2 separate regions of the Homo sapiens genome follow, and region 2 is linked to region 1. Evidence: chromatin contacts called from ENCODE Hi-C data. All regions are on one chromosome and are shown on one strand. Each heading gives the region's core, a stretch centred on a gene start or an enhancer-like site at or near the end of the contact. The rest is flanking DNA. Distances are from core to core; before and after follow the strand shown.

Evidence for each region. A loop is a pair of places that touch in the nucleus more often than their neighbours do. Pooled maps may share reads with other maps.
Region 2: a map of heart left ventricle shows a loop between it and region 1 (7-fold over the local background). The contact joins two enhancer-like sites. A Hi-C loop is called at or near these places in 3 of 168 maps with a recorded cell type or tissue (Right ventricle myocardium inferior, endothelial cell of umbilical vein and heart left ventricle) and 8 of 50 pooled maps.

The regions. Positions count from the first base shown.
Region 1 is chr5:123,808,776-123,812,562 of GRCh38, reverse strand. No RefSeq gene overlaps it. Among named protein-coding and RNA genes, the nearest start is that of CSNK1G3, 300 kb to the right of the region's middle. Within about 2 kb of position 2,207, at least 4 of the 41 ENCODE cell types and tissues checked have a DNase peak (open chromatin) inside an H3K27ac peak, as active enhancers do.
Region 2 is chr5:124,653,636-124,657,359 of GRCh38, reverse strand. The region is part of intron 3 of ZNF608 (zinc finger protein 608); the gene reads left to right. Among named protein-coding and RNA genes, the nearest start is that of ZNF608, 91 kb to the left of the region's middle. Within about 2 kb of position 1,924, at least 19 of the 41 ENCODE cell types and tissues checked have a DNase peak (open chromatin) inside an H3K27ac peak, as active enhancers do.

The DNA of each region.
Region 1 (3,787 bases), core at 958-3,457:
AACCACATTTCTGATTTACTCTCATAAGATGAAAACAGTTCTTAAAAATTAGCAATTTTCTTCAATGCACAAATGAAGTGATATGGCTTTTCATTTCAAATGATGCCAATTTACACCATGGCAACCCTGACCCACTGTTTCCTGAAAGAAACCAAGGTTTAATTCATCCTTGTGATGCACAAATCTGATTCTAACTACACACAAATAATAAATTATTGGGCAAATTTGCATATAGTTTTTTTAATGGATCTTTAAGAATCTAGTAACCCAGCTCATGTTATTATCTTAATATGAATCACAAGATTTCAAGTCACTCAACAGAATATTTTTCATAATACCTATGTTTAAACTGCAGAAAAATGGAAGCAAATTAGTTAATTACTGTCTTCAGCTGTATGGGTGCTAACAAATTCTTTTTCCTCACCTATAATGAACTCCCAATGCCAGCCAAGATGGGGGAGCCGTGAGCAGCGTTGCAGGTTTTTTTCTGCAAAAACAAATTGCTTTTCCTGATTTACATGGGAAAAAAAGACTGAGTGCCTATTTACACACTGGATAATCCAATTTGATTATTTTGCAAAACAGTCACTTTCCCCTTATTGGCAGCACTAAGTATTGTGCAGGCTCTCAACTGGAAGGAAAAAGGATATGCATTAGATACAAGGCCACACAATGACTGTGCTCAATTCAACAAGTAAAGTGAGTTTATTTTAAAAAGAAGGTGGAGAGGCAATGAGAAACATTTGGTTGTATGTCTACAAAAAGTATCTGCACTTGATATCCACAAAGAAGACTAATATGGGGAAATCTCACCAAGACTGAAAAAAAAGGAGAGGTTTTATTATGTACTCTTATTTGGTGTGTCTCATAGGATTTTGCACATTTGTCCAATTCTCAAGAACACATTCTTTTGGGGCCAGAATAGAGATAACAGCTATTAAATATTCTTTCATAGGATGAGCCAGATAAAATATATGAAGATTTATAGATACAGATAAAGATATAGAAATATCTGTAATTCAGTCAATAACCAACAATATTTAAAATAGCTGAGCAATACCAGCAGGAAAAGAACGGTGTGAAGGAGTGCTAAGGGAAGGTGCAAGATTGGTAGGGTTTATATGGGGGAGGGGGTGCTGCTTTAATTGGATTTTGTTTTCCATAGCTAATCAGAGAGGTCACATGCAAAATCTTTTCGTAAGTGTTAACCCATGGTCTCCCACCGCAGTAAGCTGGGAAAAAAGAACTACACCTATTTACAATGTGTTTTCCATAAGCAAGGCAAATCTGAAATTGTGAGGTTGGGTACATGGGGCTTTTACATAGGCAGTGAGCCTGCTGTCGGAGCCATCTTCATACCAGCCAAATCAGCCTCAAAGACAAAAAGAGAAAATGGAATGTGAAAAGACAAAAGTGACCAGCCTCTCAGCTCCCAAAGGGACCCTCCAAATAGCACAGCAACGGCAGCACTGTAACCTTCCTTGGCTGTCACAGGATCCTGTGAATAAAGAAAGTGACAAGCAAAACTAATTTGAGGCGGCAGTTGATGAACATTTGCCCATGTAAAAGCCACCACCAAGTGTTTCCTTTCCCAAGGACCTTAGAAAAAAAAAAAAAAACTAGGGTTCACTACCGGCTTCCTGTTTATTAGTGGGACTCAAAATGCAGAATATAAATGCATGTGCTGTCACACACGCATACACACACACACATTGTGAAATGGAGCGCTATCTTAACTCTGACATTTTATGTCTTTTCTGTATATGTAAGTGATATATAATACACGCATACATAAGTTAAAATGCCAAATTGGAAAGAGTCTGCTCAATCATGTCTTATGACATGATACTTCCTGGGAATAAAGCTTTCAGAATGTGACAATCAGACACGGTAATTAAAAATTAATACTGAAGCAGGTGTAGCAATATTTAGCATGTGTGCAGTGGAAGGTTGTAGAAGAGGTCAGTCACATGGTCTGCAAAATAGTCCAACTCTGTTGAAATCCCCGGCCCTAACCTCACCCTTTGCTTTGAAAATAATTCTTTAGCTGGTCAGCAGCATCTCAGTGTTTTCACTGACTTCAGAGGCAAAAGGCAAACATTTGCAGACACACCCTTGTCCCTCCATGAGGCCTGCAGTCCTTTCAGCTTTCTTTCCTGCTTCGCACATGAAAGAATGCCACCAGTCATATGACCCGATAATGACTGACTTCCATGCCACCCTCATCCAAGCAGAGTGACACCGGGGTCACAGGAGGTGCTTTTGCTGGGATGACAGCTCTCTGGCCAGTCAACCTCTCTCTTGATTTTTCCAGGACTATTATTTGGAGCAGTAGCAACAGAGCCAGAAAGAGAGAAAGAGACTTCAGATGATAAAAAAGTAATAATAATAACGAGAGTTATCAGGGAGAGAGAGAGAGAAAATAAAAGAGAGAGAGGAGGAAGCTGCTTCTATCTGAAATGTTCAGACATGCTGAAGTAATCATCCTGGCAACATGTTAGCAAAACATTAGAAACACTTTAGTAAGCAAATAATTTAATTACAGCCTTCTCGGAGGCAGTTTATATTGCTTGACCCCTGACCTCTTATATTGCTGTACCTAAACTCAGCCCGGAATTCACACTTCCTATTCTTGTCACAGAATCTCTCCATCTTGTACCATTTAATATAGTGTGCTCCAGGTGTTCTGTGGTGAATGAATAGTTATATTACTACCTGTCAGACACAATCACACTCTATTCATCATTCTCGCCTGGCTGCATGAGGCCCAGCTTCCAGCAGGCTCCCTCTCTATTTCCTTGTTCAAACGTCTGCGGTGCTTTTGGCCCATCTGTCAAGCCTGTCATTTAGAGGGAAAACAGTATCAGCGCTTTAAATATATGGAGTTCTCTATTGAAACAGTGCTGTGATTGAACTGTCAGCATTCTCAGTATCACAGACAGTAATTCATGACTGGTCAGGTCTCCACTGAGGTTGCTATTACTACGGTGACCCTGAAGGGTCACGCTGAGGGTTTTTGCTTTACAGTTTGGTCTATAAATAGTGCAATTAACCTTTCAAGAATTACAAAATGCTCTTGAATTCTCTTTATATTTGCTTCGTGCTTGCATAGTTTAAAGCAAGAGGAAGAAGAAAGAGAAAAAAAACTCTACAAAATTGCTGAAATATGTGCCATATGAGTAGAAATATACATATATATATATATATTGTTTTGAGAGTGAGCACTTCAAATGCATGAATATATTTTAAGCCATCGTTTGCTGTTTTGGAGCAAGATAACATATGCTGAGATTTCTGCTGAAATTAAAAGGTTTCTGAATCCGAAATAAAATATGATGGATGTGAATGAAAGGACTTCTGTTCATCCTTATGGAAAGGAAGTGAAGGTTTTCAGTTCTCCAAATTGTTACCTTTCAAAAACAGAGGGTTTCTCACTGTTTCCAGCCCCAATTTCTCAAGCAAAACACCTGCATTCCCAACTAAGCCCAGGGAAAACACTCTCAGGAGCCAAATGCTATCTCTAATCTTAGAACACAATCCCCAAAAGAAATAGAATGTTGGATGCTGATCAGGCCTCTGATGACTCCCTTGCATTTGAAAGCCTCACAGCACAGAAAGAGATTTTTCTGGTTTATTCTTGAGGAAATCAAAGCACTTTCTAAGGAAGCACGGAAGGTCAGAAGCAGAGCCTAAAATAGAAACCCAAATTCCAAATCTCAGCTTTCTGTAAAGTCAAGTCTATCAGGTCACCGCCTCCCCTTCCTCCCTGGAAACCATAATAATAAGA
Region 2 (3,724 bases), core at 675-3,174, 850 kb before region 1:
TAGTATTTCTTTTCATGTTATATCTTGGGCCCTGTAAGTTTTCACTGATGCTTAAACTTGGTCAGTGAAAATATCGTCACCATCTATATGTGCGGTGCAGCCTCCCACGTGAACATATGGGACAGCATCTTAGTGTTACCGGTGGTGCCTTATAAAAGTCTTATTTCTGCTCCCTCTTCTTACTCACAAGACTCCTTAACAGGCCATTGTATCTTCTAGAAGTGGGAAATGATAATGTTACTAGGGAAGCAAGAAAAAAGCAGCTTGGGCTTCTTTTAGCTGACCAGTCAGCTGGATATTGACCACCTGTCTTCATGGGAAAGAAATAGATGGCAGTGAATAAGCGAGAGTCTAGTTTTCCAAAGAAGCTCAATGATTTTCCCAAATCAATACAGCTCATCAGGCCTCAGAACAAAGGCTGCAGGGGAGGTGACAGTGATGGAAGTGGCTCTGTGTTCTTTTGTGTATTAAACCATAAGGCCCATGGGGAAACAAGGTTTCTTTAGCTGTGTGTGTGTGTGTGTGTGTGTGTGTGTGTGTGTGTGTGTGTGTGTGTGTGTTTAGGGCTTATTCTGTGTATTTAGGGGGAAAATCCTTTCAGATTTTTTTTTTAAAAAAGGATTTCCATAGATTGTATACCAATGACCAAATGTACTTTTGAAAGAGATAAGTACAGTCAAGTAAGAAAGATTATCATGTTTTAAAATGCAGAGTAGAACAGCATTTTTCCATTGCTTTTGTTATTGCTTAAGGTTTCATTTTTTGTTGTCGTTGTATGTGGATTGGGTTTAGATGAACCAAAAACAAGTCTGTGTTCAGATTAACCTCTGGCAAACCAAGAATCGTAACTACCCTCCCATAAACAAACCCTGTTCCTAATGCCCTGAAAATAACACCAAACCCTAATAGGAATGCTCAACTGTCATCTGAGAGGTTATAATTAACGCAGATAGAGTGATGCCAACATATTCCAGCCGCTGACAGAGAAGATCTATCCAAACCAGCAATTTTTAGCCCTTCAGTCCTTTAATCTTTAAGCTCACTGTGCTTTCATAAAGTAGTACATTAACACCAGAGCAGTGTGTCTCTGGGGTTTATGACTGGGGTGGCGGCACACTAGGGCATAAAGTGTTTCATTACACTTCCTTTTGTTAGTACTGCCCTATCTCCCAAGCTCCATTGCCATACACTATTTGTTCAGATAAAGCCCTATGTTCAGGGTGACTAATCGCAGCACTGTGTTCCAGATGGTTTGATTACAGGATGTGTTTAAAGTGACTCTTCAAACATTCAGCCCAGCGGTAGGGCTCTTTAAAAAAAAAACATACTGCATTTTATGGTCATGTGACAACACTTACTTTTCCTGTCCTAGTGCTCTATATATACTTGGCACAGGTAATGGGAAAGTCCCTCTGATTTTTGGCTGGCAGGTATTTTATGAGCAACCTTAGTTGTACATTTTAAATTTTCCCAAATAATTATATTTGAAGAAGGATCTGTCTGAAGGTTATAAGCTCCGAGGCTGGAACAGCGAAGCTTGTGCTATACAAGATTCAGCCTTTACAAAGTACCAGTATTGAATACCACAGAGTGACGACAACATAATAATGGGGGGAGGGAGTCCTGAACAAAGAAATGGTGATAAATCATACCTTGCACAATAGTCACGTTGTGTAAAAATGGAGGGTAATATGATATCTGAAATATATGAATTTTATCCTGTACTCATGAAATCAGCATATTGTGACATTTTGTCACCAATGTTTCACTAGAAAAAAATATATAAAAGGAAAGAAATGTGTAAACTTTCTTTTTTAAAGGCATATGGCATGAATGGGTTACCATTTGGTGTTATTCGAATGAGGTTTCTGTTTTCTGCCTGGATGCACATCAAATGCATCCAGATGTGGTAGTCTGAGAGAGTTCAAAAAAACTTCTGTCTGATTCCAAACTCAGCATTTGCGATGCTTGGCAAAGACTTCTGTCCCGGGGATGAGGCACTTTAAAGACTCTGAAGCAGTCTTTAAACTCAATACAAACAGAATTATGTCAATCCACTGGGAAATCAGGCATTTGCCCCGTTCTTGAGGAAACAGCTTCACAAATACCAGAAATAATAATTCATAAACCACATTTATAACATCTTGGGAGCAAAGCCTCTCCACAGAGAATGTCTATCATCTATAAAACTAGTGGGAGATTATGCTTATTGAAAAAGTATGGTAGTAATAAAAGGAAGTCACTGAGTAGGATTCAGTCTAGACTCTCTCTCTCGTCAGTCCTCGTGTAGTTAGTTCCTAGGTGTTTAATGAATTCTCACTATTAGGTAGCCACTGTGCCGCCAGGGGTTGTGGGTGCAGACACTGCTCCTATTTTCAAGGAGTGTCATCTAGTTGGAAGAGTTAGGCATACTGTGTATACAAGCAGAGTAAAATATTATGGGGGCCATGTATTACGGTAGGACAAATAGCCTTAAGTTCAGACCTGGGAAGTTCTCCTTGTCATTCAGGGTCCCAGATGAAGGAGACTCTGCCACCTTTATCCTGAGGACTTCGAGATCACAATAGCCATTTCCATTGCAGCCAGACAGAAAGGGATGAGAGGTTCTTATGGGCCAGGCCTGGAAGTGGCCCACATTCATCAGTTCTCTCACTTGCTTTCTGTAGGACTCAGTCACATGGCTGCATCGGACTGATAGGGAGGCTGAGAAGGAGTCTAGTTGTGAGCTCAGAAAGGGGAGGGAAACATGGCTCGTACGTTTCCATCAGGGCAAGAACTGTGTATGCAGTGCTGTGGGGATCCAGGAGAGAATGGCTGTCTTTTGGCAGTGTGCCTGGTATGCGTGTGTCTAGGGCAAGGATTCACAGAAGTGAGAACCTTTGCATTTGTCTCCATTTGCTTCTAATTCATTAGGAACTTTAACTTTCCCTAGGGATTTGGACTAAGGCATCTTCAAGGTTTCTTTTAGGGGAATTAAAAATGTGACATGAAGAACGGTTGAAGAAACTTGTCTAGGCTGGAGAGTAAAGAAGACATAGAGGCTGGGTGTGGTGGGTCACACTGTAATCCCAGCATTTTGGGAGGCTGACGGGGGAGGATTGCTTGAGGCCAGGAGTTCAAGACCACCCTGGGCAACATACTGAGAGCCCATCTCATTAAAAAAAAATAGGAAAAAGACAGTGAGCAGGAGGTGGGGAGAATGCCAACATGGTCATTATCCTTGCCTGGATGAAAGGCTGTTGAGTGGATGATGGGTGGACTGCATCTGCAGGGTATCAGGAGGCTCAGCCAGGACCAAGGTATTCAAAGACAAATTTAGTTTAACACAAGGAACAACTTTTTAACAAGATGGCTGGAAAATAGGCAATCCTGGGGGAGTGCTGGTGAAATCTTCTATCAGTGATGAAGCTGGAGAGAAAAAGGACACACACACACGCACACAAAGTCCTGAGGGTGTTGCACCAACAGTGCAGTTGGCTTCCTGGTCTTATAGCTATTGCGCCCTTGGAACTTTGGCCCATCATGGTTCTTTACGCCTCTTACTATCTTGCAAGCTTTAGGCTTCTACTCCTATTGCCAGTTCTTTGGAACTTCCATATTTCTCATTCAGATTCCCAACATAAGTCCCTGTTGGGCTGGCTGCCTTTGCTCCAGGTGCCCATCACTGGTCCAGTCAGATGGGGGCAGGGTTAGGATCACTGGTCTAGGTGGGGGCACCATGAAC